Regions from separate parts of the Homo sapiens genome. Here region 2 is linked to region 1. Evidence: chromatin loops called from intact Hi-C (ENCODE). Cell type or tissue: psoas muscle. All regions are shown on one strand. Each heading gives the region's core, and the rest is flanking DNA. Links, peaks and the distances in the headings are about the cores only.

Region 1 (16,043 bases), core at 3,170-11,169:
AAGGGGAAGTAGATGATATTCAGAAGGAAGGAACCCCAGCAGACGAGTTGTTTCATCAGCTCCTAGAAGCCTCTGCTCAAGCCTTCCTGCTGCCCTTCAGTTTAGGCCAGGACTCTTTCAGCCTTCCCACCTGTCTCTAACAAAGTTGAGACCAAGGTGGTAGGGCTGTGGATCCTGGGGAAAGGGTCAGGGGCGTGTTCATTTTTGCCTGGAGCGAGTTTATTGGCTTATTTGTTTCCCCAGCTCCTCACCGGGTCTTCCACTTGGCTCTGCCTACAGCCCTTGCTTGGGGTCCCCCAGAGATTTTGAAGAGCACATCTGTCTCCGCTGGTCAGCACTGAAGACTCAGAAACCACCTATGCTGCCCTGGTTAAGACTAGGGTCTCAACCCTCCCTCCTCATGTTCTGAATGAAGAGAAATGGACTGGAGGGCTGTTTAAAAATTAAAGCTGCTGGGTGCGGTGGCTCACGCCTGTAATCCCAGCACTTTGGGATGCCGACGCGGGCGGATCACAAGGTCAGGAGTTCGAGACCAGCCTGGCCAATATGGTGAAACCCTGTCTATACTAAAAATATAAAATTTAGCCGGGCGTGGTGGCACACGCCTGTAGTCCCAGCTACTTGGGAGGCTGAGGCAGGAGAATCGCTTGAACCCGGGAGGCAGAGGTTGCGGTGAGCCAAGATTGTGCCACTGCACTCCAGCCAGGCTGACAGAGTGAGACTTCCTAGTAAATAAAAAATAAAAATAAAATAGAATAAAAATTAAAGCTGATGACAAGGCATTGTCATTACACTTAGAGAAGGAACAGCCCTTCGCAAGTATCCTCAGGGTAGCGTGTCCCACGTTCTGGGCTGGTCCTGGCAACAGTCTTGCTGCTGAGGTTCCACCTTAAGACTTCAACGTCATATTTTCTGAAACTATAAGACCACCGGGCGCGGTGGCTGACGCCTGTAATCCCAGCACTTTGGGAGGCCGAGGCAGATGGATCACGAGGTCAGGAGATCGAGACCATCCTGACTAACACGGTGAAACCCCGTCTCTACTAAAAAATACAAATATTAGCCATGCGTGGTGGCAGGCACCTGTAGTCCCAGCTACTTGGGAGGCTGAGGCAGGAGAATGGCGTGAACCTGGGAGGTGGAGCTTGCAGTAAGCCTAGACCACTGCAGTCCAGCCTGGGTGACAGAGCGAGACTCCGTCTCAAAAAAATAAATAAATAAAATACAAAATAAAAAAATAAAATTATAAGACCCCACCCTGCCTTACTGTGCTGTAAAACAAACGTACATTTTACTATGCATTCCAACTGCCAAATTAAATTAATATAGACATTTCTTTAGGGAAAAACATTCTATCTTTTTACACTAGACAATCTTCACCTTTTCACATCCCTGTTTTCTTTGACCTTATTAAAAACTTTTTAAAATATGTATGTTTTCTCAGCAGAATTTAATCTCAGCAATGCTCAATAGAATTTTTTTTTTTTTTTTTTTTTTTGAGGCAGAGTCTTACTCTGTCTTGCCCAGGCTGGAGTGCAGTGGCACAATCTTAGCTCACTGCAACCTCCACCTCCTGGGTTCAAGCGATTCTCCTGCCTCAGCCTCCTGAGAGAGCCCAGCTAATTTTTTAAATTTTTAGTAGAGATGGGGTTTCACCATGTTGGCCAGGCTGGTCTCGAACTCCTGACCTCAAATGATCCGGCCTCCCAAAGTGCTGGGATTTCAGGCATGAGCCATCACGCCCAGCCCAATAGGATATTCTTAACCTGGGGTCTATGGACCCTGAGAAATTCTATACAAAGGTATTTGTATTTTTTTTTGGTATCTATAGCTTTTTTTTTTTTCTTTGCCTCCGCTAGCAGCAGGGAGGGTATTAGCTTTGATTGAATGTGTAACTAGACCAGAGGCATTCCCACCCCCACCCCCACCCCTGTTCATCTCCAGCCCACAAAAAAAGGTTAAGAACCTCTGCTACAGAAGGTGGTGGTGAGGATCATTTAACTTTGTAGATACCTGGTATAGCACTGAGAGTAAAAGGAGGAGCAATGGAGAGGGGAGGTCCCGCAGAGCTGGAGACCCTAAAAGCTGAACCTCTAACAAGCTCTGTAATCTTAGGCAAGCAAATTAACCTCTCTAAGCCTTAACTGTAAAAATTAGGATAATGATAGTTCTGTACTCAGAAGGAAGTTGTGAGCATTAAACAAGATGATTCCTGTCAAGTTCTTAGCATAGTGCCTGGCACAGGGATGCATCATAAATATAAAATTCTTTAGCTGTCAGCATCAATTTCTTCTCCATCATTCCTCACATATGTTGGAGTGCACAGTACTATGTAGACGCTGCTTTCCTGTCTTTAAGACGGATCCGAATGCTTGCCTTTCGCAGATGAAGATGTATGTTGCAGAGGTGGATGCTGTAAAAATGGGACTAGATTAGAAGCCCTTTCTGTAACCTTGACTGAAGAAAATACAAGGTGACATTGTTTAAAGGCTCTATCACTTGCCTTTGTCTAGGGCTGCTGTTCTCTTCTGCACATAGTTTGCGGTCATGAGTGTGGCCTTTTTACTCCTAAAATGGCACAATGTGTCTTCAAATCTCAACAGATGCATTGTATTTCAACTCTATCATGAAAGGTAGCTTTTGCCATTTTTTCCTTTTTGTCACCACCATCATCCATTTTTACTTACTGCATGTCCCACTGTTCCAACTCTTTAAAAATGAGAGGGATGATGCCAATCCTCCACATGTTAGACTGTAAAACACATCTCCTTCCACCTTTTTCTGTGTTCCTTGTTCCCTGGACACATCAGTATATGGGCTTGTTCTCACAAGAGTCCACTGAGATGTAAATGTTAATTTAGGAACTGTATTATTGTTTCTCCCCAAAAAGGTTGCTGATGTGCTATTCCAGTGTGTACTAAATCACTTTTTGCCTCATTATTTTAAAGTTTAAATAAATGAATGTATTAAATAGTCTTAGTGTAAGAGTGCGTTTTCAGTCACCATAAGCATAATAGCCTTAAAAGTGCTGTTGTGTTCTATGACACTGTGATACTATTTGTAGCTTTTATCCAAAGATGGTAAGCTCAGTGCCTCAGGACTTGAAGCAGGCAGCCCCTAAGCAACTGTTTTTTGTGTGAGCTGTGAGTCCCAGGATACAAGCCTCTCATCTTCAAGGTCCCCAAAGAGCAGCACAGCTGGTAGCTGTGGATTTTTAGGCTGCCCTCCTGTAAGGTAAATGGTCTTTTCCACCCACTCCCTTGTTGATAGAGTGCCTTGAGAGAAAATGAAGACACTAGAGTGCTGGTCTCAGACTGCGCTGAGGCATCGCCTGTTCTGTAAGAAAAAGCAAATGAAGATTCATGTGTATTACAACTGTTTCTCCTTTGGAATCACAGGCCTTTTTTAAATAGAGGGGGAGGAGGGGATAGTCCTAGACCTGAAAAGATTCCTTCTTGTAATATAAGGAGAGCTGTGAGCTGTGGATCAAAATGAAGAGGAGTGAGGGGAGTATGCAGCGTTGCCTGTGGCTCCAGCTGAGCTGGGAGCCGGCGGCTTTTCCTGGGAACTGTATGTGGTGCAGCACCTTGGGACAGCAGTGTCTCTTAGTGTCTTCCACACGCCCCCCTGGGAAATAGGCTTTCTTTGCAGACAGGGACTTTCCCATTTAAGTCAGCTAACTTTTCTCTAAGATGAATCGTTTTCATTCTGGGAAGCATGTTGGTAGATGTCATACCAGGAAAATAACCATTTCAGTCGGCTGTAATTTTGCCTTTTGGCTATACACATTGAGCATAATTATTTAGGGTCTTCATCTTTTTCCTTTCATTGTCCATTCTTTCATTTTGTTTTTTTACTACTGCTACAACCACCACCACTGCCACCATCATCTTCTTGCAAATGGCTAAGCAGTGTCTGCATTATTCTACCTTCACCCAGTAAACTGAGTAGAATAGATCTTCTGAGCCCTGTTCAGAAGCAGCTAAAACCGGGACTTGCCCAGGATCTGTCAGCTCTTAAATAGTAAGACTGGAAATCATACCAGATCTCCAGTACTCTTTCTACTGCCCAATGAAACTCCCTTCTTCCCCTTCACTCCCTCTTGCCAGCTTAGCCTACCTAGGAAGTAAAGAAGGCATAATACAAATGAAAATCATGGCCTTTATTATTCATCTGGTTATGCTAGTACTTGGTGTGGTGACTCCTTTGCAGGATTATTTTAAAGAATGGTGGCAGCTATGTTTTACTCACTTTAGAAGTCAAAGACTCACGGTAAATCTTAGCAGAGGCAAATAAAAACATGATACCAAAACCTAACATCTAAATCTGTACTGTCCAGTATGATAGCTGTTAGCTACATGTGGCTATTTGAATTTAAATGCAAGTTGATTAAAATGAAATAAAATGTAAAAGGTAGTTATTAGTCACAATCATATTTCAAGTGCTGAATAGCCACATACGCCCTGAGATACTGAATTTTTAATTTAATTATAATTTATTCACATTTAAATGTAAACAGGCACATGTACCTAGTAGCCACTTTAATGGACTGTGTAGATACAGAACATGTCTATCACTGAAGACAGTTCTATTGGGTGGTGCTGATCTAAGGGCTATATCAATAACACTGTGGTCTCCTGGCAAGTTGTACCCTCTCTGTACAGGGGAGGACAACACAAATACTTCATGAGCTTTGTCTTCCAGTGACCTTCTCAGCTCATAAACAGCATGGCTTTGCTTTTAAAAAAAAAAAAAAAATCTACCCATGTGACTGCAGTAATCCGCAGCCAGTAAACAGCAGGGTGGGAGGGTTGCGAGGAGAACTGATCTATTTTTATGCACTGCAGAGTCCAAGCAGGAAAACCTGAGACCGGAGACAGTGGTGACATCAAGACTCACTTCCTAGTGAGTTTATTCATGACTCAGGCCATGTGCATATTTCCACTTGGATTCCTCACAAGTGCAAGTTTCTCTTCTAGGCTACAGGTATCTGCAGCCAGGTGCTGTAATGGATTTATAGTAGCCCGCCAAAAGATCAAATATCTGAAGCCTGACGGGTCACAAAGCTGACAGGAGCCATGACTATTGCATGAATTCCAGATTTCACAGTGAAACAGAGCTGCTGCTGAAAAATGGGAGCACAGAGCTGTTCACTGGGGCTCTTGATTCTAGACACTCAAAGAGGGGTACAGTTCTCTGCCCCATGTGTGTTTCTCACCCAACCTTTTCATGGTGTTGAGGAGGGGAAGGGACAGCTCAGTGGTGATTCTTCACTTCTCAAACGTGTCCTCCTCCTCTGTCTTCATAATGACCTCCTGAAGTCCAAAGTGCCTTCCAAAATAGCTCTTGGAAAGAGGTGGCAGTTTCCTGACTCCCCAATCTCCCCCATCCTGGGAGATGTGTTGATGGCACTAATTTGCGGGGTAGCAGAGACTATAGTCCTACTCTCTTTACTGGCTGGGGCATTGGAGGCATGCAGTAACTGTTGACTACCACTGCTACAACTGCTGTTATGATTATTACCATTATAATGATTAATCACTCACACCGAATGGGAAGGGAAGTAACCTTCAGAGGTTCACTCTTAGTACTTCTGGCACATATGCTTAGGGCCAGGGCCAGTGAGTCTTCATTCGCAGAGAGGTGGTAGTGAATCTCCCACAAGGATCCCTACTTCGGGAAGCCTGTGTTCCTGGTGGAAGTCCCATCATATCCCTCAGGCATACTGAGATTCTCTTCTCTAGAATTACCAGGCCTTTTCTGTCACTCCTCAGGCATACCCCCCGTAGCTGGAGGGATTTCCAGTTGCCAGGGTTCTTTGGTGCTTTTCTTTGCCTCCTGCAGAGATGCTGAGCTGTGGACACCTTCAGAAAGACCAGCACTGCCTCATGAGAGTATCTCCTGTCCCTCTTTGCGGGTTTAGGTTCCTTGTGTAGTCTGCACATCCAGAGGGGATGTGTCATTCTCTCTCTACCATTATAACCTGGGGTGGCCTCGGGCATTCATCGTTTATATGCCAGGAATTGCTAACCTAAGCTCTGCTATTTGAAGGCTTAAAGACTGCAGATCAAAAGTAGACACAGAGGGCCTTTACAATGAGATGATAGGCCAGTAGCTGTCATTCTTTATTCTTAGTGCTCATCTAAGCCATGACCATGTCCTTCAGATGTAGCTTTTAGATACTTTTCATGTGAAAGACTGGATACCTCTAGTCGACATGTCAGGGCCCCAAAGGAATCAAGTCCCTTTGGCATACCTTCATGTCCTCTTTTTTTTGTTTTTCTGTACTTCAATAGATGCAAATTCATTTACTCTTTGGTCTGCCTGTGTTGGGTATTCTCAGCTTGGGGAAACTCAATGAGCCAGCACACCATCCTATGAACAGAACACCAATCTGAGCCAGGGACATTCCGAGCAGACAACTCAGGTCAGGGCTTCCGGACAGATTCCCAAGGTCCCTGCCATCTGGCAGATGGACACCACTGACTGTGGTCTCCTCTCCATCCACGGTGTCCTCAAGGCCAAGTTACATGCTTCTTTGTCTCATTCTCCTTCCCTTTAGGTCCGCAGATCTTTCGGAGTCTTTGTATGTAAAGGCAGATTTTGGTCTTAGATTATTCCAGCTCCTTATAAACCAAGACTGAATCTTGTGCCTGTCATTGTGAGCGCTATTCTGTAAAGGGATTTTTTTTTCTGGCATACCAAATCCAGAGCCATAATTGGACAAGTTTAATTGGAGTCATTTCTATTCAATACATGGATGGCAAAGTGGGTTTTAATTGAGCATGTAAAAAGGGCATTAATCACTGTTCACACAGGAATCACAATATTAGAACAGGAAAAATTCTTATAAAGTTTTTCAGGTTCTTGGGTAAAGGGGACTTTCCTCTTTTTATTTATGCTTCCATTAGGATTTTGAAGGAATGCCAGTGCACTGTTATTAACTCTAATAGCTTGTCCCTCGCAGCCAGGATGGTTTGGGGCCCTCTGGCTCTCAGGTTACCTGTGTAAATACAGGGATTCACTTGCCAGCACCCAGCTCTGACATTTGCTTAATAAAGAGCAAATGTGCAGAACCCAACAGCAGCAGCAGCCTGGCAGAAGCAGTAATCTGAACAGGATAAACATGCTTCCTCTTTGTGCGATGCTCTTTCTCCATCCTTCTGCCAAGAGCAGGATATCAAATGAAGGGGAGGTTGTGGTTGGAGTCAGTGAAGTGAATGTCTAAGTGGCACCTGCTTCATTCAACAGATCTGCTTTCCTGGGGCCTCCCAGTGCACATCTGCTCCTGACAAAGCCTCTTTTCTCCTCCTATTGGTCAGACTGAGAGCAAAGGCCTGGCAAGGAGACATACTGGTTTTGCTTTGTCAGCACAATTGCCTGTGACATTATAATTACACCAAATCTTCATTATTAGAAAGGCCCCAATTTAGAGATTTTCAGAGCCTAAATGGGATTTTCTAAGTGAAATTGATTAAAAAAAAAAAAAAAAACAAAAAACTTTGCCATCATAAAGCCTAGCAATTGCATCTGAGAATCATTGAAGGGGTCTAAATATGGAAACCGAGACACTGCTGTGAGTGAGACTACAAAGACCATGCTATCAGATTGGCTCGCTAGAGAGGCGTCCAGCAGTCTTCCGACTCTGCCCAGCCCATCCTCTCCTTATTCCCGTAGCACTGTAACATGCAGATACCTACACTGCATTGCTCTCACATGCTGATAGTTTCTCATGCAGAGGCCTGGTGGGGGAGGGGCTGGAGGGTGTTAAAATAAGTTGATGAGGTATGGCAGTAAAGGAAAGAACCTGTGACTTAAATAAGGGAAATACCAGAAATCTATATTTTAGGTGAATACAAAGCATCCAATTTAGATTGAGTTTCCATTTAAACAAAGGCAACTCTTAAGAGTGTTGCACAGTGTGAGTGTATGTGTCTGTCTGTCGGAGGCACGTTTATGATATGGAGTTGGCACACTGGAAGCTCTGGAAAGGTTTTAGAGCTGTGCTCTGGCTATTTAAACTTAATTAAAACAGAATAAAATTTAAAAATCAGTTCCTCAGTCACGCTGGCCACATTTCAAGCACTCTGTAGCCACTGTGTCGGACAGCACTCAAACAGAACGTGCCCATCATCACAGGAAGCTCCAGTGGACCACACTGTTTGAGGTTGGTCTGAACCTCTTGAAATGCCTCGGCTGCTTAAGGAAGCCTGGGAGTTTCTATTGCAGGCTTGTTGGAAGGAAAAAATGAAATTTGCCTCAATGTTTCTGGAACAACTCCTTCCAGCCATGTTACCTAGACTGTGTTCTTTTTCACCTTTTTGTATTTTTTTCTCCAAGGATTTCATGTCCTTTGCCTACTCCTACCCCTTGTTTAAAAAAAAAAAAAAACCTGAATTATAACAATGAAAAGGAAATTTAATTTTAGGAATGTCCACTTTCAGCTGACCTTCTCCTTGGCCTTCTCCTAATTAAACTTTCACAGCCCTGCTGTTGGACCAGACAGTCCTTTTCTCATTAAATGGAGCACCTTAGTAAAACAAGAGGGCATGTGAACACTCGGGCCAAGAGTGTGTAAACAAGTTGTGCATTGTGTGGACAATGCTGCTGGGTGTGGAACGCTGGGCTGCCAACACTTTCCATTTTCAGCAACTCTTGGGACCAAGGACAGGGCCTTTAATCTTGCTTCTTCCATTTGTCTGTGTCTAGTAGCTACTACACAGTTGCTTTGACTCCTGGAGAAAGCCCACGTAAAATAACAATACTACTTCAAATTTAGACAGTGTCTTTTTTTCTCAAGAACTTAAATCATGTAAGCATGATGTTATTTATCCTCATAGTGGTCCTAAGATACAGAAGTGGCCTGTTGGTTTTACAAATGTGAATATAGTCAACTCTTACTTGTTACCTACAGATTATCTGTCACGCAGATTACTCGTGACACATTTTAAATCCTTGGGCAATTTCTCTGAGCGAGCCAGTGTAAGCCTGGACCATCTCCTCTGCCCCCCGACCCAGCTGCTGGGTACTTAGGGAATACAAATTAGTTTTCATATTAGCTTAAAGAAGACATAATTAGGAAGGTAAGTCTGCTACAAGAAAATCACATCACAAATTCCAACGGCGAGGGGGAAATATGAGGGAAATGACCTCCTCTCCCTTCAACTGAACTAAGATCTGGTGGTCTAAGTGCACATTAGCACTTGGTGCTGGCATGCTTGCCGAAGGCTTTCCTCACGGGTGGAAGGAGCGAGGCTGTGCACCCTGCACCAGATGTGCATGGGAGGCTGCAAGCGCCGCAGCGGGGCTGGTGGCCCATCTTGCCCGGTGCTTTTTTTTTTTTTTTTTTTTAACAGTTCTGTGTTATTGTCAGGCCTCTTTATGGCAGATCGTGCAGGTCGCAAGTGGATCCTGACTGACAAAGCCACAGGTGGGTTCATCTTTGGGGAAAGAAGGAAGCAGCTGGAGGATAGAGTCACTGTGAGGCTGTCATTCCAGGCGCTGCTTCCTGCTTGGATGGTGGGATTCCTCTACTGTGCAGTCCCCCTCACTCGGTCACCTGATAGTTTTAGTAACCATTGATTCCATTGATTATCTGATTTTTCTAGTGTTAAATGTTTCCTTTTCATTTATTAGCTGGAATTCTTTTTTAAGAGACAGGGTCTTACTACATTACCCAGGCTGGAGTGCAGTGGCTATTCCCAGACTACAGGTTCGAACTGCTGGCCTCAAGTGATCCTCCCACCTCTAGTTGGGATTCTTTTATAAAGAACTTGTCCCCATTAACAATTTGGCTATGCTAAGTACAGTTCAGATAGGAAAAGCAGGAGAAAAACTTGATGAAGATGAACTTTATTGGGATAGAGTTCTTTCCATCTTACTCTAAAGCCCCATTACTGTCTATTTCCACTTACTGATCTGCTTTTTTCAGGTGTCTCACTGCCTAGAGCAAATTTAATTCTGCCCTTTATGTGCTCTTAAAAAGTTTTAGTTTTTTTGTGGTTTTTTTCCTAAATGGTGCTCTACAGATTATGCTGAGTGAGGGGATGAAAAGTCACGAGTACATCTTTGGAAGCTTCCTTGCCTCAGCGTATCCCTGCTCAGATAGAAGAGGCAGGGACTGGATGACAGGCACATGGGGGTTCATTGTACTCCTCCCTCTCCTGGTGCCTATTTGACATTTTCCATCATAAAAAGTTTGAAGAAAAAAAAAAGTTTGAAAGTAATAATAACAGAAAAATAAATAAATCTCCCTTCCTAACTCTGAGTAACTCCTGAGTGGGCCTGCTGTTCATTTCTGCACCTGACTGTTGCAGGCTCCTGGTGACTTTCTTCTTCTGAGGTTTGTCATCTGGGCTCCACTTTCCATTTTAAAATATTGGTGCACTCTGCATATTGCCATGATCTATCCTCTGGGACACAGACTTCAACCTGAGTGTTGTTCCCACCCTTCTTCCTAGTGATTTCTTCTGGGAATTTACTGGGTACCCCTTGCCTTGCTCTGTACAGTCAGATCAGATGTCCTCCAGAGCAGGGGTCCCCAGTCCCTGGCACGGCAGGAGGTGGGTGGCAGGTGAGCAAGCATCACCGCCCGAGCTCCACCTACTGTCAGATCATCAGCGGCATCAGATTCTCATAGGAGCACGAACCTATTGTGAACTGATGATCTAAGGTGGAATAGTTTCATCCCCAAACCATCCCCCTCAACCCCCCCCCCATCCATGGAAATACTGTCTTCCATGAAACTAGTCCCTGCTGCCAAAAATGCTCGGGACCGCTGCTCCAGAGCACGTGCATATTCCACAAGCTTCAGCAGAACGCTTTCTCTCCTGCCATTTTCAGTTTAAAGCCTTCTTGGCAGGGTCAACAGGCCTTGCAGTTAGCTTGTTCATCCCCACGTTGGGAGCTCAATTTTCAGGATAATAAACCATGGTGGTTCTGAATACTGAAACACAGAGCGTTTCATAACGCTCCTGGGCATTGCCAGTAATTTCAAGAGGAAATCATGACATTGTATCTCCAAAATAGGTCTTGAGATATATTTACTAATAAAGTAAAAATGAATTCAGTTTTAATATTTGGCTTATGGGATGAGGGGCATGAAAAGCTTCCTGGTGGTCTGCAAAAGCAGGCAAAAGATAGAGTGAGCCTGTCTCAACCAGAGTCACTCCTTTGAATGTTATTCCAGAAAGCAGTTTTTCTTAGTCTTGAGATGGTCCAGCAAGAGAGAAGAAAACTCTTTGAGTGCTGAAAAGCACCCTGTGCACCAAGGCACCTGTGAGGCTGCTCTTGGCTTCATGAGAATATTCAGTACTTGCCAGATGTAAGACATATTTTAATCCATAAATCCCCCAAATGTACCCAAAAGCTTGGACTTAGGAAACACGGAAAAGGGAGATTAAATGTCCCAAAAGCAGCTAATAGAACAGAAACAGAACCACTGGGAAAGAAATGCTTTTTCTCTTCCCCGTTTGCCCTACTATCATGAGGTTACTTGGACCTCCTTTTTGTTTGATATTGACATTCTCTTCATGACCTTCCTCTTCTTGCCCTACATATGTCCTCTTTCCATCTAGTCCTTGGTATTCTCAGCCTGTCTAACTGCTGTCTGCCTGCTAGACTAGCTTCTTTACTGATTTCCTGTTATCTTCTTCCACTTCTATACTGGCACATACCATGCCTGTTTTTCTTCATATAGTGGCTTTCCTTAGACGTCAGCCACTGATGTAAATATTTTTCCAGGCCTGTAAATGGAAGATTTTTAAAGGACTTCCTTCCTGCCTGTCACCCCTAGAAACACCTATAGATACCGTTGCTGGCTCCTTAAAAACTCAAGCAATATAATCCGGAATTTAATTTCTTACTCACGTATTCCTCTCCTTTCTAATCATGGTCCCGGTTCCCATTTGGGCCAGTATTTCTTTGATGTACATGGTTAGCGTTCATGTTCATAAACTAAAGAAGGCATTACGTAATGTAAATTTCCCTTTGGGTTTTAAGAATTATTTCTTTTCCACCTACTGTCATGTTTATTATTTGTTTAGCTCTCTCTTTTTCTCTCAACAGCCATCAATATTTTTCTCCCAACTAAAGATATTTCCATGACCACCTTGGAAGGCCTTCAGGCTGAAAGATTCAGTTACAGCAAACAACAATTCCCAAAGGTTTCCCAGACTGTGAGGGCAAATGAAAGGCCCATTCTTCCTCAGGTTGTCTGTCCTGCTCTATCTTGTCGTGGGGTGAGGGGAGGAGGGCCAGCTATGGTGCTGGATAACTTCAACAGCCCTGCAGCCCTGTGCTCTGCCTGGCTCAAGTCTGTTAGTTTCTGGAGGACTTCAGAAATGTATCAGGGTGATGACATCACATCATACTGCCCTGATTGTATTTTTCACATTCTTAATATTGAGGAGTGGTTCTGCCTGGTTGCTTATTGACCAGTGCACTCGATTAGCAACCACTTCATCTACGTCATGTGCAGTGCCAGTTCTGACCATCACTGTGTTTCAGAAGGGAAGCTGCCTGCCAGTCCATCTGCCCTGATTTCATGGCTGTTATCTTTAATCTTTACATCTTTGAAGGCCTTTGGTGAATGATGTGCTTCCTGGCAGGAGAAAATCACTGCTGAAAGGAGATCTGTGTTGTCTCTGCTTTTCTTTCTGTTTCCCGAGAGCTTTAGTCTAACATCTGTGACCCCAGCCAGACTCCATCAAACTTCATACTCAAAGTCATCTTTGAAAAGCAGTGGCATTTATTATATACCTACTATGTGCCAAGCACTGTAATAGATTTTAATGTGTCATCCCATCTATCTAGTTTAGCAGCCCTGTGAGATGAGTGATCACCATTTTACATATGAGGAAACAGGCTCACAAGCCATTAAACAGCAGAACCAAGATTCACATGTAGGTCTTTCTGACTGGGAAGCCTTTAATGGAAATAAACAGCCTACTTTTTCTCACATAAAATGCACCTGATCTGCAGCACCATGAGAATGGTTGTGGAGAAAATTCGACTTCATTCTGAATCAGAGTAAAAGGTGTTAAGGCTGTTTGGTCTGTGGAGGGCAAGACTAAAGGGACTACCATCAAGTTTCTGAAATTCATGAAGAGTATGATCAATGATACATTTTCATATCATATTCAATTATTGAGCACCTACTGTGTTCAAGTTGCTCAACATTAAAAGACAGTCCTCGGCCGGGCGCGGTGGCTCATGCCTATAATCCCAGCACTTTGGGAGGCCGAGGCAGGTGAATCACGAGGTCAGGAGTTCAAGACCAGCCTGACTAACATGGTGAAACCCCCACCTCTACTAAAAATACAAAAATTAGCCGGGCGTGGTGGTGCGCGCCTGTAATCCCAGCTACTCAGGAGGCTGAGGCAGGAGAATCACTTGAACCTGGGAGGCAGAGGCTGCAGTGAGCCGAGATCAGGCCACTGCACTCCAGCCTGAGCAACAAAGCAAGACTCCGTCTCAAAAAAAAAAAAAAAAAAAAAAGACAGTCTTGCCAACAATGCAAGCATGCAGATTTATAGACAGAAAAGCAGCAACTCCTTGGGAACAGGTCAGCACATACCTGGGGCCAAATGAATGGTGGCGGCAATAAAGTCACAGGAGGGAGAAACCAGGTGGGCTGTCCCCTCAGAGGCAACCCCATGAACCATGTGGAAACTGCTAGAAGAACTGGCCTGAGACTGGCAGGGCCTAATTCCAGACAGAGAGACCTGCCTGAGGAAGTTCACATGGCATCCAAGGGACACATGTGATTGTAATGAGGGGATAGTGTAGGGTGTTAGCAGGAAAGGCTACATAAACTCCTTCAACTATTAGCTATTTAGACTTTATTTTCCTGATAGGAGAAAGCAAAGTAATGTTTTTGATGGGATGGGATGGCTTTTGCCAAACAATATTTTAAGATGTTAACCATGATAAACATACTTATTCATCCAATAATACTGAATACTGAAAGAAGTTAGCCTTGGGAAAAATAAAGTCCCTCAAAATAACTAAATAAATTCCATTTCCACGGATACATGCACATATGTTTATGTGTGTAAATTTCATTACACAATAGGCAAGTGATGAAACTCATTGCCCCAGGAGAGATCTGGAATAGAGTAGATTGGCTCATGAATGATAAATCCAGAGTGTGCAAGACTGTGACCCTAACCTTTAAAGCAAATCTCACTGGTGCCCGTGGTCTACCACAGTGCTCCCCTGGTGCCACCATCAGAGACAGACCACTGTAAAACCTCATGGCCCCTTGTTTTGCAGCGTGCAAGGCCAGGCTTATGAATAGATATCATCATCTGCCACCCATGTAATGTGATCTGAGAGGCATCACTTTGTACGGAAGTTTTAAAAGATCCCTCTGGCAGGCGCTAAAGTAGGGTTATTACAAAGGAAGGCAAGAGATGGTAGTGTCTGTCCAGGGAGGCAGGGGGAAAAGTGTTGAATTTGGGTTCTGTATTTGAAGGGAGAGAATCAGCTGGTGCATTGGATGTGTGAAGTAAAGGATGACTTCAGAGCTTTTGGCCTGAGCAACTAGAAGAATGTTATTGCCATTTATTTGGGAAGAGAGGAGACTTGGGAAAAGCATGTTTCACCATTTTGGCTCAAGAATGATACACATTAAAAAAAAAAAAAAATAGAGCCATGTCAGGCCTCATTGTCCTTGACAGGGAAACATGGTCCTGCAGCCAGTTCTTCCAGAGATTTGGGTCCAACTGCTGCTTGACGAGGAAATCTTTATGTTGGCACCTGAAGTTTCTGAGTCACCTTTGACTTTTTTTCCATTTTGACCAATTCTATAAACCTTACCATGAAGCTTGAGAAGAAAAGCAGCAGGGGGCCCAAAGAGGACAGTCCTCTCCCTTCTGGATCCTTCCTGGCCCTGGTGTTAAGTGTTTAAGGACATTCTAATATATGGAAAAAGACTCCCAAATCAAAGGCCTGGGTCCCTGACTTTACCATCAACTCAGTCATTTGGGGAACAAAATCAGTCCTCCTTTGATCTGTGTTGAGGTTTTTTTTTTTAATAAAATTTTTATGTTTACTTTTGAGTTCAAATAAAAAGACGGGTTGTATTTACTAAACTGAGTTAACTCCAAGGTTGTGTGTAGCTCTGAAATACTAAAGTCTTCAGGACATTAGAAGTATGTGCCTTTATGATGAGCCCGTGGTTCTGGCTCTGACTCGTGAAAGGGAAGGAGCCCTGCCCTGTGGACTTCTCTAGGGTCTCAGCAGAAGTCAAGTGACATGCAGCGGGGGTGAGAGGGCTCAGAAAGGGGCTGTACTGAGGCCAAGGGTCTCATTACCAGGACTCTACAAGGGCCCTGTAAGAAAAAGGAGCACTTCCACCCCTTAAAGTAGAACACGAAGGGCTTCCTGTTGCTTAATCAATCGAAATGACCCAGAATACAAGCTTGGATTAACATGCGCCTCTAGATTAGGGCTAATCAGGGGCAGGCTGAGCAGATGCAGGGACAGTCCCAGCCTGATTACTGTACCTCAGCATTTAATCATCTCTCTTCCAAGGGCAGCCGCCCGACTTAGGGCACGCTGGGTTTCCAGGCCTCCAGCCCCTCCCCCTTTCCCTTGCCAGGGACATGAAGGCTGTTAGGTCAGAGACACTGAGGCGATTTAATCTAATCCCATGTCAAAATGGCTGTGTGTGAGAGAGACAGAGGTCTTAAAATCCCTACAGTGGTCATGCATTTATTTAAGGTGGCAGTAGACAGAAACTCTATGTAGAAAACAGCGGAATTGGGGTTCCAAGGCATGCGAGGTTATGAAATGACTCCCATCATGGCCTCCCTCTCCTGTGCTTCTAAGGTGTGTGGCTGTCCTCACCAGTTACTCATCCCTGGGAGCTTTGGGTGGGGACCATTTCCTCACCCAGGTGTGGCCAAATATGCTTCTTCCCTGTCTGGGGTGGAGTACAGAAGATGGAATCTTTCAAAAACAGCTTTATTTGGGTGAGTCTTGAATATAGTATTTTTGAAGCTGCTTTTTTTCTGGGCTGGAAGCTCTTGTTCCAGAAC
Region 2 (16,043 bases), core at 4,371-12,370, 57 kb after region 1:
ATGAAGGGCTCCAGGCACTTCGGAGCTCACTGTGGAAACTGGGCACAGGTGAGCCAAGAGAGAGCCAAGGAAGCAAGCAGCTTCAACTGAGGCCAGATGGATCATGGTGCACAAAATTCTTCCCTGAACCCTTTTTTTTTTTTTTTGAGACATTTGTTGCCCAGGCTGAAGTGCAGGGGTGTGATCTCAGCTCACTGCAACCTCCGCCTCCTGAGTTCAAGCGATTCTCCTACCTGAGCCTCCCGAGTAGCTGGGATTACAGGAGCCCGCCACCACCTGGGCTAATTTTTGTATTTTGGTAGAGACAGAGTTTTACCATGTTGGCCAGGCTGGGCTTGAGCTCCTGAGCTCAAGTGATCTGCACACCTCAGCCTCCCAAAGTGCTAGGATTGCAGGTGTGAGCTACTGTGCCAGGACCCAAACACTTTTTCATTTTCCCCTCAGATCTCTGAAGGGTGGGAAGATCTGAGGCTTCCTGTGAGTGTGCATTTTCCAAGTTCACTCAGAGGGCACTTGGCAGATGAAGGCTCAGACCCAAGCGTTCTCGCTCCCGGCCTCCATAGTACCACTTTGCTGTTTACAAAGTGCTTTCATGGACATCATCTCATCTGATTCTCAGGATAACCCCATTTTACGAGTGAGAAAACTGAGACTTGGAGAGATTGAGTGGCTTGCTCAAGCCATCCAGCTAGTGAGCTGCAGAGCAGAGGAGACTCCTCGGGCTCCTCCGTTTGTCCCTAGAGAGGCTCATCTGACCTCCACCTCTCTTGTTGGGATTGATGGAGTCCGCTCTGCCCTGCTTAACTCTGCTGGGGGCAACTGCAGGAACTTACTCAGACCACCTGTCCTAGGTGCTGAGCCAGTCCCGACTTAGTTTCAGCTGAGCCACATTTAGAGAACTGTTAACATGGTGGTGTTGACCTTACCTGTAAGACCCCTGGCCACCTCACTCAGGTTGCTCTCAGTCATGAGATTAGAAAACCAAGATATTCCTCCCAAAGACTCTTCTCACATTTGTTGTATCTTCTGTTTTAATCATGAAAATCCAGATATGGCCGGGTGTGGTGGCTCACGCCTGTAATCCCAGCACTTTGGGAGGCCGAGGCGGGCGAATCACGAGGTCAAGAGATCGAGACGATCCTGGCCAACGTGGTGAAATGTCATCTTTAATAAAAACACAAAAATTAGCTGGGCGCGGTGGTGCATGCCTGTAGTCCCAGCTATCCAGGAGGCTGAGGCAGGAGAATGGCTTGAACCTGGGAGACGGAGGTTGCAGTGAGCCGAGATCACGCCACTGTACTACAGCCTGGCAACAGAGCGAGACTCTGTCTAAAAAAAAAAAAAAATCCAGGTACAAAATGCCTTATTACCACACAGGGTGAGATCTCGCCCTGACTTTATTCACTACCTGCAAGCTCAGACCCCCATCTCCGATGGTCCCAAAGCCCATAAGTTGACAGTACCTGTCTGACACATAGTAGGCATTCATTAAATGTTCGTTGAATGAATTTGAATGGGGTTCGTTGAATGGGATTTGTTAATGAACACGGCTTCCTTTTCCTGAACTGTGATTAATTTTAAAACCCAAGAGGAGGGAAGTGACATTTATTGGGTAGGTCTTTCCATTCCTCACCTCTGCCGTGTGAGGTTAGCATTATTATGCCATTTTATGGATGAGAAAATGGAAGCTAAGGCTGGGTGCGGTGGCTCACGCCTGTAATCCCAGCATTTTGGGAGGCCGAGGCAGGCAAATTACCTGAGCTCAGGAGTTCAAGACCAGCCTGACCAACATAGCAAAACCCTGTCTCTACTAAAATACAAAAAAATTAGCCAGATGTGGTGGCACACGCCTGTAGTCCCAGCTACTTGGGAGGCTGAGGCAGGAGAATCGCTTGAATCCAGGAGGTGGAGGTTGCAGTGAGCCGAGATCACATCACTGCACTCCAGCCTGGGTGACAGAGCGAGACTCCATCTCAAAAAATAAAAAAAAGAAAGAAAATGGAAGCTTGAGGGGTTCAATAATTTGGTTACTCAGCTAGGATGGGGTAGAGCCAGCATTTGAACTGGGTCTGAGTGCCACACTGACCCTCTGTCCATTGTACATGAGGAGAGAAATCCTGGGTGTCCCTGGATAAGCCCAGAGGCTTCCAGTGGGCAGGGAGCCAGCCTGAGATCCTGGGCTCTAGAGATGCCTTGGCCTCATTGGGCTGACTGTGTCAGTCACAGATCCTGGTCAAAAGCTATGAATTTCAAACTTTACTCTAGAGCTGTATTCCAATACAGCATCAGCTGAACAACAGAGAAAGCTGCTCTGCTCCAAAGTAGCAGTCTCTAGTCCAGGGGACTTTCCAACCATTTTGAAATCAGCAGTCCAGCCCCTGCCATCCCAGCCTGTGCCTGTCTCAGGCCACACACAGCAGCCATTTGCAGCTTGTGGTTGCTACTGGCCAAGTTCACCAGAGGCCCGGATACCAGCATGATGGTTCCCAGCCCCCCGCCGGGGAGGAGGAGAGGGGGTCATTGTGGAGATGATAATGCTGCTCCATGAATGTCCAACTTCCTGAAAACCACCGGGACACATTTCGTTTATGTGCTTGTTTATCTCAGGCCTGCTTCCAGAAGGGCTCCGAGGAGCAGACAATGAAAGACCACCGACAGAATTGCTGTTCACGGGCCAGGCGCAGTGGCTCATGCCTGTAATCCCAGCACTTTGGGAGGCCGGGCGGGTAGATCACCTGAGGTCAGAAGTTTGAGACCAGCCTGGCCAACATGGTGAAACCCTGTCTCTACTAAAAATACAAAAAAAAGAATCACTTGAACCCGGAAGGTGGAGGTTGCAGCGAGTCGACATCGCACCACTGCATTCCAGCCTGGGTGACAGAGTGAGACTCTGTCTCAAAAACAAACAAACAAACAAACAACAAATACAAAAAACATTAGCCAGGCGTGGCGGCAGGCGCCTGTAATCCCAGCTACTTGGGAGGCTGAGGCAGGAGAATCGCTTGAACCTGGGAGGCGAAGGTTGCAGTGGGCCAAGATTGTGCTGTTGCACACTCCAGGCTGGGTGACAGAGCGAGACTCCATCTCAAAAAAAAAATAATGAAGAAACTGTGTCAAAAAAAAAAAAAGAGCTGTTCATGGAAAAAGAATAACAAAAGCCCCACAGAAGGAGGGGACAGAGTTACACGGAACCTCCAGCCAGTGGTGATGTGGCAAGGGACAGTCTTCAGGTGGCCTTTGTAGCAGCGTGGCTGCTTCCCCTGGGTTGACTCACTTTTCCTCCACCTGATAGTCCAGGGGACATGAGGGGACCAGGTCTTGGCCAGATGCCAGATCTGAGCATTTTTCACTCAGGATTCTCTCGCATTGAGAGACACAGGCTCTGGCAACGGTGCCCAGTGTGAGTGGAATTTGGGAACACTGTGGCCAGGTGGTTGGCACCCAAGCGTTTCCCTGTGTCCTGCAGGCACCCTGCCCTCTGGCCTGCAGCCCTTTTGCCAGGGCCACCATGGCCCTTCCCACAGAGACCAGCACCCAAAGTGGGCAGGAGCAGGGCAAGATCAGGGCCCAGCCTGGAAGCCCTTGCCCAACTGGGAACCCTCAGTAGGAACACATAGCTGCAGCAATACGTCTGGGGCTCCAGGAGGAGCTTATCGCCTTTCTGTCTCTCTCCCTCACAGCCCATTCAGCAGGGGCTTGAGCAGGGGACAGGGAGGCTGGTGAAAGGCCACCCGAGGCTGCTTTTCAATGAAACTATCTGTGTGCAGGATAGAATTACTTGTATCAAGTACACCAAGACTTTTAATCCATTTTGTAATCAAACAGGGCATCTCTCTGGGCCCCTATGAGCCTGAGATGACAGCGTAGTTCCACCCACTTCACAGGTGGGGAAACTGAGGTGATGGAGAGGGTCAGAAGTAATCCCTTTCAGCCCAGCAGGCACTGGGGAATTCTGAGCTCTGGGCTCCCAGGCCACCCCAGACTGGCTGAAGAATGAGCAACACGTTGCCCTGGGTTCCTCCTTCTGTCCCCAGCCAAGATGGGTTCTGCTTCTGGTTGGAGCTCTTCCACCATCTCTCTGTACAACTTTGGGCTAGACGTGTGTGCCTTGGTTTCCAGCTGTGCACCAGGGCAGTGCTGGCCGGTCCGTCTGTTGTCTGGAGTGGCTATGCACCTCAAATGGGACAGAGGAGGGGAGAGAACTTTGCTAAGTAGAAAATGCTAGACCCGGCCAGTCACGGTGGCTCATGCCCTGCAATCCCAGCACTTTGGGAAGCCGAGGTGGGCGAATCACGAGGTCAGGAGTTCAAGACCAGCCTGGCCAAGATGGTGAAACCCCGTCTGTACTAAAAATACAAAAATTAGCCAGGTGTGGTGGCAGGTGCCTGTAATCCCAGCTACTCTACTCAGGAGGCTGAGGCAGAGAATTGCTTGAACCCAGGAGGCAGAGGTTGCAGTGAGCCAAGATCATGCCACTGCACTCCAGCCTGGGTGACAGAGCAAGACTCCGTCTCAAAAAAAGAAAGAAAATGCTAGACCTCCATGAGGGGCAGTCACATGTCATGGCCAGAGGCCACCGAGGTAAGGGAGCACTCCACACCACAGCAGACAGCACTGCCCTGAGGGCCCCAGGGCTTGGGCTCTAGACCCTGAGCGGCCTCTGGAGGCCTTCGGATGCTCATCTATTAAAGCAAAGGGCTGGAGCTCCCTTCCAGCCGGGCACTCTGTGCTGTTCCAAGCTGCCTATGGGTGGTGGGGTGGTGGTATTTCCCTGGTCACTCCCCACCAGGCCTGGGCCCCTGGACACCCTTAGCAGAGGCTGTGTCTCCTCTGGGCACTTGTCCCACCCCTTGAGGAACCCACAGGCTTAGTCCCTCAGCCCACCCGAGCTCCTTGACACGTTTCCAGGACCATAGGACAGTGCGGTGCAGGTCGTGCAGAGTGGCTTCTAGGTCTGAGCCGGCACTCGAGGGCGGGGTCCTGGTCGGGGGGATGGGGGCTCAGCATTTCCCCACACTGGGGCAAGGCCTGGCCTCCACTGTGCGTGCACAGGACTGAAGGCCCCTTCCCAGCTGCATGGAGATGGACGTCCCTGGCCCAAAGGAGCAATGAGACGCCCTCCAAGTGCCCTCTGCAGCTGAAGAAAAAGGCCCTGGGTCTTGGGTGCCCAGTTGAATACAGGACACCATTCAGATTGGAACTTCAGATAAACAATGAGTACATTTTTAGTATAAGTATGTCCCAAATATTGCACAGAATATACTTATACTGGAAGTATTTGTTATTTGTCTGAAGTTCAAGTTTGACTGGGAATCTTGTACTTTTCTTTTTCTTGGTTTGTTTTTGAGACGGAGTCTCACTCTGTTGCCCACGCTGGGAGTGCAGTGGTGCAATCTTGGCTCACTGCAACCTCCGCCTCCCGGGTTCAAGCGATTCTCCTGCCTCAGCCTCTCAAGTATCTAGGATTACAGGTGTGCACCACCATGCCTGGCTAATTTTTGTATTTTTAGTAGAGATGGGGTTTCGCCATGATGGCCAGGTCGGCCTTGAACTCCTGACCTCAAGTGATCCGCCCACCTCAGCCTCCCAAAGTGCTGGGATTACAGGCATGAGCCATTGCGTCTGGCCTTGTATTTTTATTTCTAAGTCTGGTGACTCTACCTTGGTCCTATCCCCTGGCCCACCCCTCAGTCCCTGCTGCTAAAATGTCCCACAGAGGCTGCCGGTGCCCAGTGGGCGCCCTCCCAAGCTTTGAGTGTCTCTGTGAATCTGTGTGCTCCTGATCTTGCAGGCTCTGTTTCTCTCACTTCTGTCTGCTTGAGTCTCGCCCTCCTGTCCCCTGCTGTCTACCTCAGACAGTCCCTCCTCAGCCTCCCTCTGCGTTCCCTGCTGTCCTGCAAGGTGACGCTGAGCAACATGACTAGTACACCTGGTGCTGAGGACTCAGGCTCCCCAAAGGGCCAGCCTGCACAGCCAAAGGGGGTCCCCTGAGGGTGAGAGGAGCGTAGGGGACTGGTCCCTGCTTCCCTGGATATGGGGAAAACCCAGGACTCCAAACTCCAGCCCCTCCCACTCCAGCCACCTGGGAGAGCCCGCTTCACCTGGGAACAGGTTCTACCATCCAGAAGGCAATCAGGCACGTGCCCTAAAGGGGTAAGCCCTGTCCCTTCTGTCCTGGGAGAGGGGCAGGCAGCAGGAACAGCCGGTCCATGGCTGGGCTCCCAGGTCCCACCTGCCTGTGGCAGAGCTGACGAGGGCTGGGAACAGAGGGCTTCACCAGACCTGTCCCACCCACGGCCCTCAGCTAAGCAACAGAAGTGAGCTCCCTCTTCCCTGATGACCCAGGAAAGGGGCTAGGACCTGGCACCACTGGGACAAGCCTGGGAGACCAGCACTGTGCTGGCTTCCTGGCTCATGTGACTTTATTTTTATTTTATTTTATTATTATTTTTCTTGGGACGGAGTCTCGCTCTGTCGCCCAGGCTAGAGTGCAGTGGTGTGATCTCGATTCACTGCAACCTTTGCCTCCCAGGTTCAAGTGATTCTCCTGCCTCAGCCTCCAGAGTAGCTGGGATTACAGGCACCTGCCACCACACCCAGCCAGTTTTTTGTATTTTTAATAGAGACGGGGTTTCACCATGTTGGCCAGGCTGGTCTTGAACTCCTGACTTCAGGCGATCTGCCCGCCTCAGCCTCCCAAAGTGCTGGGATTACAGGCATGAGCCACCATGCCCAGACTTGTGTGACTTTAAACAAGTTACCTAAGCTCTGTGAGCCTCAGTTTCCTCACCTGCAATATGGGGCTAGAAACATACCTACCTCATGAGCATGATGGGCTTCAATTCAATCATCTAGGTCAAGCTCTTAGCACAGTGCACAGAAATGGGACACCCTTGAGGCATATTTCTTCTCTTTGTCTCTGCCGGCCAGGAGCCAATTCCGTATCTTATTACACAATAATTAACCAATGGGGAGGCAGGGAGCGCCCCCTCTACCTCCCAATCTCAGAGGGTCCTGCAGACCCACTGCAACTCCAGAAGTACCATGTATGGGAAGCAGAGATAATTTTGCTCTCAGACGAGGCCTGAGGAGGCCTTTCCCTTCTGGGCCTGGGCCCAGGAAACACGGCTGGCCTTATGGAGAGGAGTCTGGGGAAGGAGACCCTCCCCTGGGGGGATCACATTACCTGAGTGAGAGAAGCTGGGGAAAAAGCTGGGGGCGGGGGTGGGAGGGTGTTGGGGGTGGTGCCAGGCCCGCATGCCTGTGTGCCTTGGGTGTGTGGCCCAGCAGAATTTGTTGGATGCTTTGGGATTTTATTTTTCTTTTTTCTCTAATTTCCTTTGAAAACATATGTTTGGCCTCCATTACAGAAGTCCTGCCTATCGCAGGGAAGCCCACGGCAGACAACGCAAACCCCAGAAAAGCGCTGGCTGCCGTCGGCTGCAGGTTCCTGCATCTTTTTTCCAATGTGCACTTCGTTTTAATAAAAAATGGGACCATTTTGTATACACTGTTTTTGTATCTTCCTTTTCTCACTGCGTAACCTTTTCCCATTTGGGAAAATTCTATTCTGTTGACAATGACCAGCTGCATAGTGTTTCATCTTCTGGCTTTGACTGATTGATTCAAAGCCCATCCTAAGGACAGCTGAGCAGTTTCCAATTTCTGGCTGTTGCGAAAGAGCGAATTTCTTTAGGATACATTCTGATGAGTGGTGTCTTCGGGTCAAAGGTGTGCAAATCGAAAACATTTATTGGTTCATATTACAGAAGCTGCGCACGCGCGCGCGCGCACACACACACACACGCACACACACGCGCACACACACACACACACACACACACACACACACAAAACACACTGTCATAATTCCAGCAGGCGCTGGGCCCTGGCTGCAGGCAGAGGCTTGAGGAGGGCTGACTTGGGCTGAGCTGATGTGGGTTGGCTGCCTAGGGAGCCTAGAAAGTTCTTCATGGGGAGGAGAGATGGGATCTGCCCTGCTTGTCTGTCCTCGGGTTCGAGGTTGGCCATCCCCCCACCTCAGGCTGCAGGGGTCCCGCACCCGCAGAAACATGGACGATTCAATATTGATACCTGGGGACCTGGGGCCAGCTGGGCTGGGTGGCAGAAGAGAGCCAGCCTTCCTACCTCAGCTTTGCCCCCACCCACCTGACCCACCCCCAGCCCACCTTCAGGCCCACCTGAAAAGCTGCTTCTTACTGAAAGCTTCTCTGATCCTCAGCCAGAAGTGCTTCTTCCCTCCTGCAGTACCTGGGACAGACCCCCCAGTGAGGATGGGGGAGACCCCTCCCTCCTGGGGGATGGGCCCGGGGCTTGAGGTGGGAGAGGAGCGGCCTGGGTTGGCGAGACCCTTCCTTCTCTGGGCAGGAGGCCCAGAAAGTCATGTTATGGTGGGTCTTGGAGGGTAGGAGCTTTCCATGTGATCCCATAGGCAGTGGGGGGACGGCAGTGACAGGCGGTGAGGATGGACAGAAGCCGAGGGCAGGAGGAGAGGAGACAGCTGGAAATCCCAGAGACGATGCGGGGTGTGAGCATGGGAGAGAGAATGTGGGGCTTCATAGAGGCGGCTTCTAGAATTGACTTTTTTGCTGACTGTGGGGTCAGGGCTGAGAGAAGCGTCAAAGGCCCAATGTCCAGGTGTCCCTAGCCGGAGAGGTGGGGTTCAAATCAGCCTCCTTCGGGTCCATGCAGCGTGGCACCATGGTGGCTGCCATGCCCTGGCTGGCTGACCTCATGCAAGGCACCGCATTTCCTGACCTATGCACAGGGCATAACAAGCGTGCCCACCTTAAGGGGCTTCGTGGGGTCAAACAAAGCAATGGGTGGAAAGTTCAGGGAACCCCTCAGTGCCCTGGGCTCACACCACCAGTCTCTGAGTCTATTTCCTTACCTGGAGTAGATGAGGTTAACGTGCCTGCCTTGCAGGCCCAGGTATGGAAAGCATTCAGCACATTTGGGGTAAGAGTTCGAAAGCCTAGTAACTAGGGGGCTTACCCCTTAAGCCCATGGGAACTGCTGTGGGATCCCCGTGGTCAGCCTGGGGTTGACATCTGGGGTGTTGCAGGGGCGCCCCCTGAGGGGCTGTGCACTGTCAGCCAGGGAGGGCCTGCCAAGTTATGATGTCCTGCCCTCAGAGACATGGGTAGGGAGGAGGCTAGGAGGGGAGGGACCCCGCCCCTAGCAGCCTCCGGAGACTGAACACAGGCCCAGGTGCCCACCCAGCAGAGAGCTGCCCCCAGCTTCCAGCCCTGGGTCCAGCAGGATGCAGAAGCAGCCCCTGCCCACTGGATGGGGGGCAGGTGGTAGGGGTGCCCAGGTGCCCCTGTGCCCTTCTGCCAGCCAGGCCTGGAGGCCCCAGGAGTAACGAGATAATCACAGCAATTGCAGCGAGATAGGACTGTCTGCTTGTGGAGCACTGAGATGCTGGAGCAGGCGGGGGGCCGGGAGAGTGGCAGGAAGCTTCCTCAGGCAGAGTCGCTCGTCCCACCAGCCGGGGTGCCAGGACTCTCATCCTGGAACCCTGCACTCCCACCCAGCCCTAGTCTTGGTGTCCAGGAAGGGCTCTGAGGCCTTTTGCTCAAATGAGCCCATCATCTAATGAGGGAGAGGAGTGTGGGTGGGGAGCTCTGCGGGCTGCCTGGAACTGACTGTTTAGAGTTCAGGTTATCTTTGTTTACCACTGAGAAAACATAAAGCTGAACACAGGTATTAACTGTGCCCACCTGCTCCTGCCATTGATTCGCTCATCCAGAGTTGCAGCCCATGGCACCAGCAATAAAGGAAATTGCTTTTGAAGTTGACAGAGGCTGGGAATGAAGCTCCAAGACCGACTGGCCCGTCTCTTCCAGGTGGCAGCTGGGTCCCTCCCCACCCACCTGTCCCCCAAAGCCAAAGACACGTAGTTGTCACCAGGGAGCTGGGAAGCAGCCTCCAATCCTGACGTGTGTTTTTTTCCAAGAGACCCTCTGCTGCCCAGGATTATAGGCTCACACCTATAATCCCAGTACTTTGGGAGATCGAGGCAGGAGGATCATTCGAGCCCAGGAATTCAAGGCCAGCCTGGGCAACACAGGGAGGCCCCCATCTCTACAAAAAAATAAAAAATTAGCCGGGCATGGTGACATGCATCTGTGGTCCCAGCTACTCGGGAGACTGAGGTGGGGGGATCGCTTGAGCCCAGGTCCAGGCTGCAGTGAGCTGAGATTGCACCACTGAACTACAGCCTGGATGACAGAGCAAGACCCTGTCCCCAAAATAAAAATAAAACAAAAGACCTTGTGCCTATGTCTCCCAGCCCAACACGGGGCCATCTGCCAGGGCTGCAGCATGAGGGCATGAGGAGAGATGCTAAGCAGGACTTCCTGAGGACCAGCATCTGCAGCATGAGGCAGGGTGTACACTCTCTTCCCGACAGTTCTCTGGGAAAGCAGTGTCAGGCCTGGGGAATCAGAACTGGACAAGAGGCCTTCCTGCCCCAGGCACGTGCTCATCTGCAAGCCTTCCAATGACCTAAGTAGGGGAACCTGCTAAGATGTTCCTCCACCAAGGGGCTTCTCTGCTTTCAGCACCCAGACTCCCACTTCCCCAGGTCGAAGGACCTCAGAGAGGCAGATCATTACCCCAATGCCTCCCAGCTCCGTCTCCCACACCCTTGCCCTCGTCACACCGGGCCACAGCGTCCCTGTGCCTGCAGACTCTTTCCCTACTGGGAAGCCAGGGTCCTCGCCTGGGTTCTCCTTCTTCAAGGTTGGTGTAGTGGAGTGAATGGTGTCCTCCAAAAGATACATACACATCTGGATCCCCAGAACCTGTGAATGGGACCTTATTTGGAAAAAGGGCCTTTTGCAGATGTAATTAAATTAAGGATTTTGAGATGAGGAGGTCATCCTGGATTATCAGGTGGTTCCTAAGTGCGATGACAAGTGTCCTTATAAGAGACACACGGGGAGATGGACACAGCAGAGCAGGAGACAAGGTGATGGTGCAGACAGAGCCTGGAGTGACGCGTCTACCAGGAGCGCCAGGGACTGCCATAGCTCCCACCAGCCAGGAGAGACCCCTGGAACAGACACACTCAGCAGGTGGGGAAGGCCCTGCCCCTGCCTCGATTTTGAACTTCTGGCTTCCAGAACTGTGAGAACCAATTTCTGTTGTTTGAAGCCCCTCATTGTGGTCACGTGTCATAGCAGCTTCAGGAAACAAATGTAGCTGGTGTTCTGGGATGTCACCCACACCCCCAACGTCCACGACAGCCATAAACTGTTGATGGCAAGTCTGTCCCTCCAGGATGGTGTCCATCCAAATTTCAGATCTCTATTCCCAGTGGCGCCGTGGGCAGTGTGGTATAATATGAAAAATATCTGGTCTTTGTTCCTGGGTCCTGGCACAGAGTTCCCAAACCCTTGGAATTTTCTGAGTGATGGAAGCCTCTTTTGTTATTGATAAGAAGCCCTTTCCATACCACTTGAGTTTCTGCTAATGAGGTGACTTATGGTCAAAGGCAGTTCTGCACTCCTACCGATGCTCCCTTTAAGTACATGCAAATTAAGGGGCAGATTATGCAGACATTTCTAGAAAAGGGGTGGTAACTTCCAGGTCATCAGGTCATTGCCATGGGAAGGGGTGGTAACTTGGGGATCTTGCCATGAAAGGGGTGGTAACTTCCGGTTGTTGCATGGCAACAGTAAACTGCAATAGCATCTGTGGGTGTGTCATATGGGCAGGTGCTTTCGCCCCATTTCTATTGTAGCTAGAGTCGTCAAATCAATTCGGTGTGGTGTCCCAGCCCAGCCTCTGGAGTCAAGTTTCACCTCCTGAGTGGAGTCCTGCCTCCTACCTCAGGAAGATTGAGCCCAGGTGTTCAAGACCAGCCTGGACAAAACAGCCAGACCTCATCATGAATTAGAGTAGGCTCCGCCATCTAGGTTTGTGTAAGGACACCCTGTGATGCTCACACAATGACAAAATCACCTAAGCATGCACTTCTCAGGGAGTATCCCTATGACTACTCCCTTTTGTGGACATTCGGGTTGTCAGGTCTATTTCTGAAGCACCCGGAAACAGTCAGTTCTGGCATTTTAGAGAGGTTCTGTATCTGCAGCCTTGTTCTGTGCAAGCCTACTGGGTGTCTCTTTCAGAACATATCCCGATTTCGGAGAAATCCCCCACCATCCTGTCCATGATCGAGGGCACCAAGAACTGATGCTTGAGCCAGACACTCAACCACAAACTGCACTTCAGGGAGGCCCACAGCCTTTGAGGAGGTTTGGAGTCCGCTGCCTAATTAGGGCTCTTCATCTTGGTAGGTAACACAGGAGGGAGTGGAGCCTGGGGTTTAGGAAGTGTGGCACCGTTAGCATACACAGAGGAAGCTCATAAGTGCTCTGCAGGAGCCCAAATGGTGCTGAGGTCTGTTTCATACGAAGAGTCTCGGAGGCCAGGATTCAGCTGAGGAGACAGATTCCTGTCCTCGGGTCTCCCTGCCATAACTCTGGAAGACAACCTTGAACCAGTGGATATGATTCTTGTAGGATATTAAATATGTCTCTTTTCACAGTCATGCTATTTATTTACTCAACACTTTTTATTTTTTTTGAGACAGAGTATTGTTCTGTGGCCCAGGCTGGAGGGCAGTGGCACAATCTTGGCTCACTGCAACCTCCGCCTCCCGGTTCAAGCAATTACCATGCCTCAGCCTTCCGAGTATCTGGGGTTACAGGCCTCCGCCACCTTGCCCGGGTAATTTTTTGTATTTTTAGTAGAGATGGGGTTTCACCATGTTGGCCAGGCTGGTCTCAAACTCCTGACCTCAGGTGAGGATCTGCTTGCCTCAGGCTCCCAAAGTGCTGGGATTACAGGTGTGAGCCACCTCACCCAGCCTTTTTTTTTTCTTCATATAGGGTGCAAAGGTACATTCTCTCCCGCTCTTATTATCACAAATGTCAAATTATGAATTAAAGATGTTTTATTGTAGCTGCTCTTGCAATGTGAATGTGTGTGTGTGTGTGTGTGTGTGTGTGTGTGTGTGTGTGTGTGTGAATGTGTCATATTTGCATTTGGGCCGGACCTGAATGAATGACTTTAGAATGAGACTCTAATGAGGATGACACAGGCGGCTTTCGAGGGATGAGACCTCCCCGGAGAAGGACAGAGACATTATTTGGCTGTCTTCTTTCCGGAGGGTAAGGATTTGGCTAAGAATTTTAAACACTCACGTCCTCCAGCTCACAGGAGTGGGTCAAGAGCAGCTAGAGGGAGTGCAGAGAGGCCGGTGTCGATGTTCCAGAAAAGTGAGACGAGGGATGTGGTCGATGACTGCCCTGCCAGCCGGGTGCAAATAATGCATGGGAAGGTATACAAGTCCGGTGGAAAGAACCCTGGGCTGGCGATAAGGAGATTGGCCTGTGACCTTGGGTGAGTTCTGTTTGGCTTTGAGCAAGTCGCTTAAGCTCTCTGTGCTGAAGCATGTGACCGCGCATGGAAAACAGGCCAGAGATCGGCCTCCGTACCTCAGGAGACTGAGTGGGTTGTTAGGTACAAAATGCCTGAAGTCCTTTCCACAGCAAGGCAGGGCATACACAGACCTATCAATAAAACTGAAGGCATCAGGAATCCTGGTGGGGAAACTGAGGCCCAGCCCAGGAAAGCCCTGTGCCCAAGGATCCGGGGATTGTCTCCATCCTGCCTTTAGGGAAAAGCAAGCTACCCATCTAGGGTCTGGGTAGAGCACCCCGGGAAGAGCAAGGAGACATCCCAGATGGAGGCCCTGCCAGGAACACAGGCCATTTCCCTTGCAAAGATGAAATTCAAATCTGAGGTGGCATCAGTGCCAGGGGAGGCAGCTGGGCACAGATGTGTCTTGGGAGGATCTGGGGGCAGCGGATCATGTCACATGAGAGCACCGGACCAGGATTCGGCCTGACCCCTCCCTCCTGTGACTCTGAGCCCTCAGGCTGTGGGGGCTGACTGTCCCACCGCCCAGGTCATTCTCGGCACTGCCCCAGAGCCATAGCGGAGGCAGGGCTGGCATAAAGGGGGCCCTGGGACGACCCCAGGCCCTAAGGCCTCCAGGCCTGTCCGGGCCGCCCAGCTAGGGAGGCTGAGATGGCCGCTCGGCCCCAGCCAGCATATGCATTAGTAATGGCCACTGATCCTGCTGGCCCCGCGCCCTGTTTCCAGAGTGGGGCAGTAATCTGAGCCCGGCTGCCCACTGCCTCCAGGCTCCACCCTACGTTGCTGGGGCCATTGAATGCCTCTACTTTTCCTTGTTCTCAGCTCTGCATCGAAATGAAGAGAAACACAAACCAGCGATGTCTCCTCAACGTCCTGGGCGTTAGCTGTTCCCACCATCACTTCATAGAGAGGTTTCTGGATGGGAAGCGTTAGGAAAGACCCAGGGAGGCCTCTGAGGACACCTTGCGCAGATGTGAGGCCTTCCTGGGCTGGGCCTCAGTTTCCTTACTGGGGGTGGACAGGTCTGTTCTGAGGCTGTCACTGGCACTGATGTTCTGGGGTCCTGGGGCCCATTGCTTGCCCTAATGTGGGGGGTCACTCTGGTGGAGGGGACCCGGTCAGACCATAGCAGGCTAGACCGTGTGTGGTGACAGCAACACGGCCCAGTGGCAGAGGCTCCTGGGGGTGGGGGCATTAGGGGATGAAGCAGGCCTGGAGGATGGGTGGATCCAGAGAGCACTGGTGAGTGGGGGGGGTGCCTCAGCTCAGGGGGCAGGCCTGCGGGATGGGGGGACCCCTGGGACATTTATCCAGCCTGAGACTGGAGGCAGCTCTTCTTACCTTCCTGGGAAGGGCCTTCAGCCCTGCCTCTCCCCCTGCACCCACCTGGCAAACCTTTCACTCCCAGCAGCTCTGGGATGTCTCTCGAGGGACCCAGGCTCCGTCCTGAGCCTGTGGCCTGTCTCCGGCAGCTGCCCTTGGGTGGGAAGGTCCTGGCTGGCCCCAGAGGTTTTTCCTAAGAGCCTGTAATTCTCCCCGGAGAGATAAGGCATGGTTACATGGACTCATATCACACTGGCAGAGAAAGCGCCTCCAGGAATTAGGCCACCAGCCAGGGGATGGGCAGGCCTGTGTAGGAAGGGCAGCCTCTCAGTTGGAGGAAGTGGGGGTGTGGGACAGCCGAGGGCACTGAGAAAGTGGGGAAGACCACATCTTCATGGGAGGGTGGGACCAGCCCAGGCTGTGGGAGTGGCCTGCTGTGTGACCTCAGAGAGGCCACGATCCCTACTAGCTGCCTCTAGGAAAGGAATCTGAGCATGAAGGAGTAGTGGGGACAGGGAGATTTGCTTTTCACTATATAATTTTTTGCAACTTTTTGAAAAAAGTACATTTTTTTTTTGAGAGTCTTGCTCTGTCGCCCAGGCTGGGGTGCAGTGGCATGATCTCAGCTCACTGCAACCTCCACCTCCCGGGTTCAGGCAATTCTCCTGCCTCAGCCTCCCAAGTAGCTGGGATTACAGGCATGCACCACCACGCCCGGCTAATTTTTTTTTTTTTTTTTTGAGACAGAGTCTTGCTCTGTCACCCAGGCTGGAGTGCAGTGGCACCATCTCAGCTCACTGCAAGCTCCACCTCCCTGGCTCAAGTGATTCACCTGCCTCAGCCTCACGAGTAGCTTGGATTACAGGTGCATGCCACCATGCCTGGCTAATTTTTGTATTTTTAGTAGAAACAGGGTTTTGTCATATTAGCCAGGCTGGTCTTGAACTCCTGGCCTCAAGTGATTCTCCCACCTCGGCCTCCCAAAGTGCTGAGATTACAGGTGTGAGCCACTGAACCTGGCCAGCTGATTTTTTGTTGTTGTTGTTGTATTTGTTTTGTAGAGATGGAGTCTCCCTATGTTGCCCAGGCTGGTCTTGAACTCCTGGGCTCAAGCAATCCACTCACCTCAGCCTCCCAAAGTGCCAGGATTACAGGCATAAGCCACTGAGCCTGGCCTCTTTGTGAAATTTTGTACTGTGTTTATGTATAGCCTATTTAAAAACAGTATTTAAAAATAATGGCTGGGC

What was found. A loop is a pair of places that touch in the nucleus more often than their neighbours do. Peaks named below come from ENCODE experiments on the same cell type or tissue, not always from the same donor. Only the 100,000 strongest peaks of a DNase experiment are listed, where the experiment ranks them.
Region 2: a loop joins it to region 1, with 2.6 times the contacts of the local background. A loop is called at or near these places in 2 of 110 quality-filtered maps.

Annotation. Positions count from the first base shown.
Region 1 is chr7:129,734,800-129,750,842 of GRCh38, forward strand. All of the region lies in intron 10 of NRF1 (nuclear respiratory factor 1), which reads left to right. Among named protein-coding and RNA genes, the nearest start is that of MIR182, 28 kb to the right of the region's middle. In psoas muscle, for the core only: no CTCF peak of the experiment used is centred there; DNase peaks (open chromatin) are centred at 4,822 and 6,442; H3K27ac peaks cover 4,632 bases.
Region 2 is chr7:129,790,425-129,806,467 of GRCh38, forward strand. No RefSeq gene overlaps it. Among named protein-coding and RNA genes, the nearest start is that of MIR183, 23 kb to the left of the region's middle. RefSeq lists enhancers at 1,998-2,498, 9,188-9,799, 11,751-12,252, 12,253-12,752. In psoas muscle, for the core only: no CTCF peak of the experiment used is centred there; a DNase peak (open chromatin) is centred at 7,867; H3K4me3 peaks cover 280 bases; H3K27ac peaks cover 1,410 bases.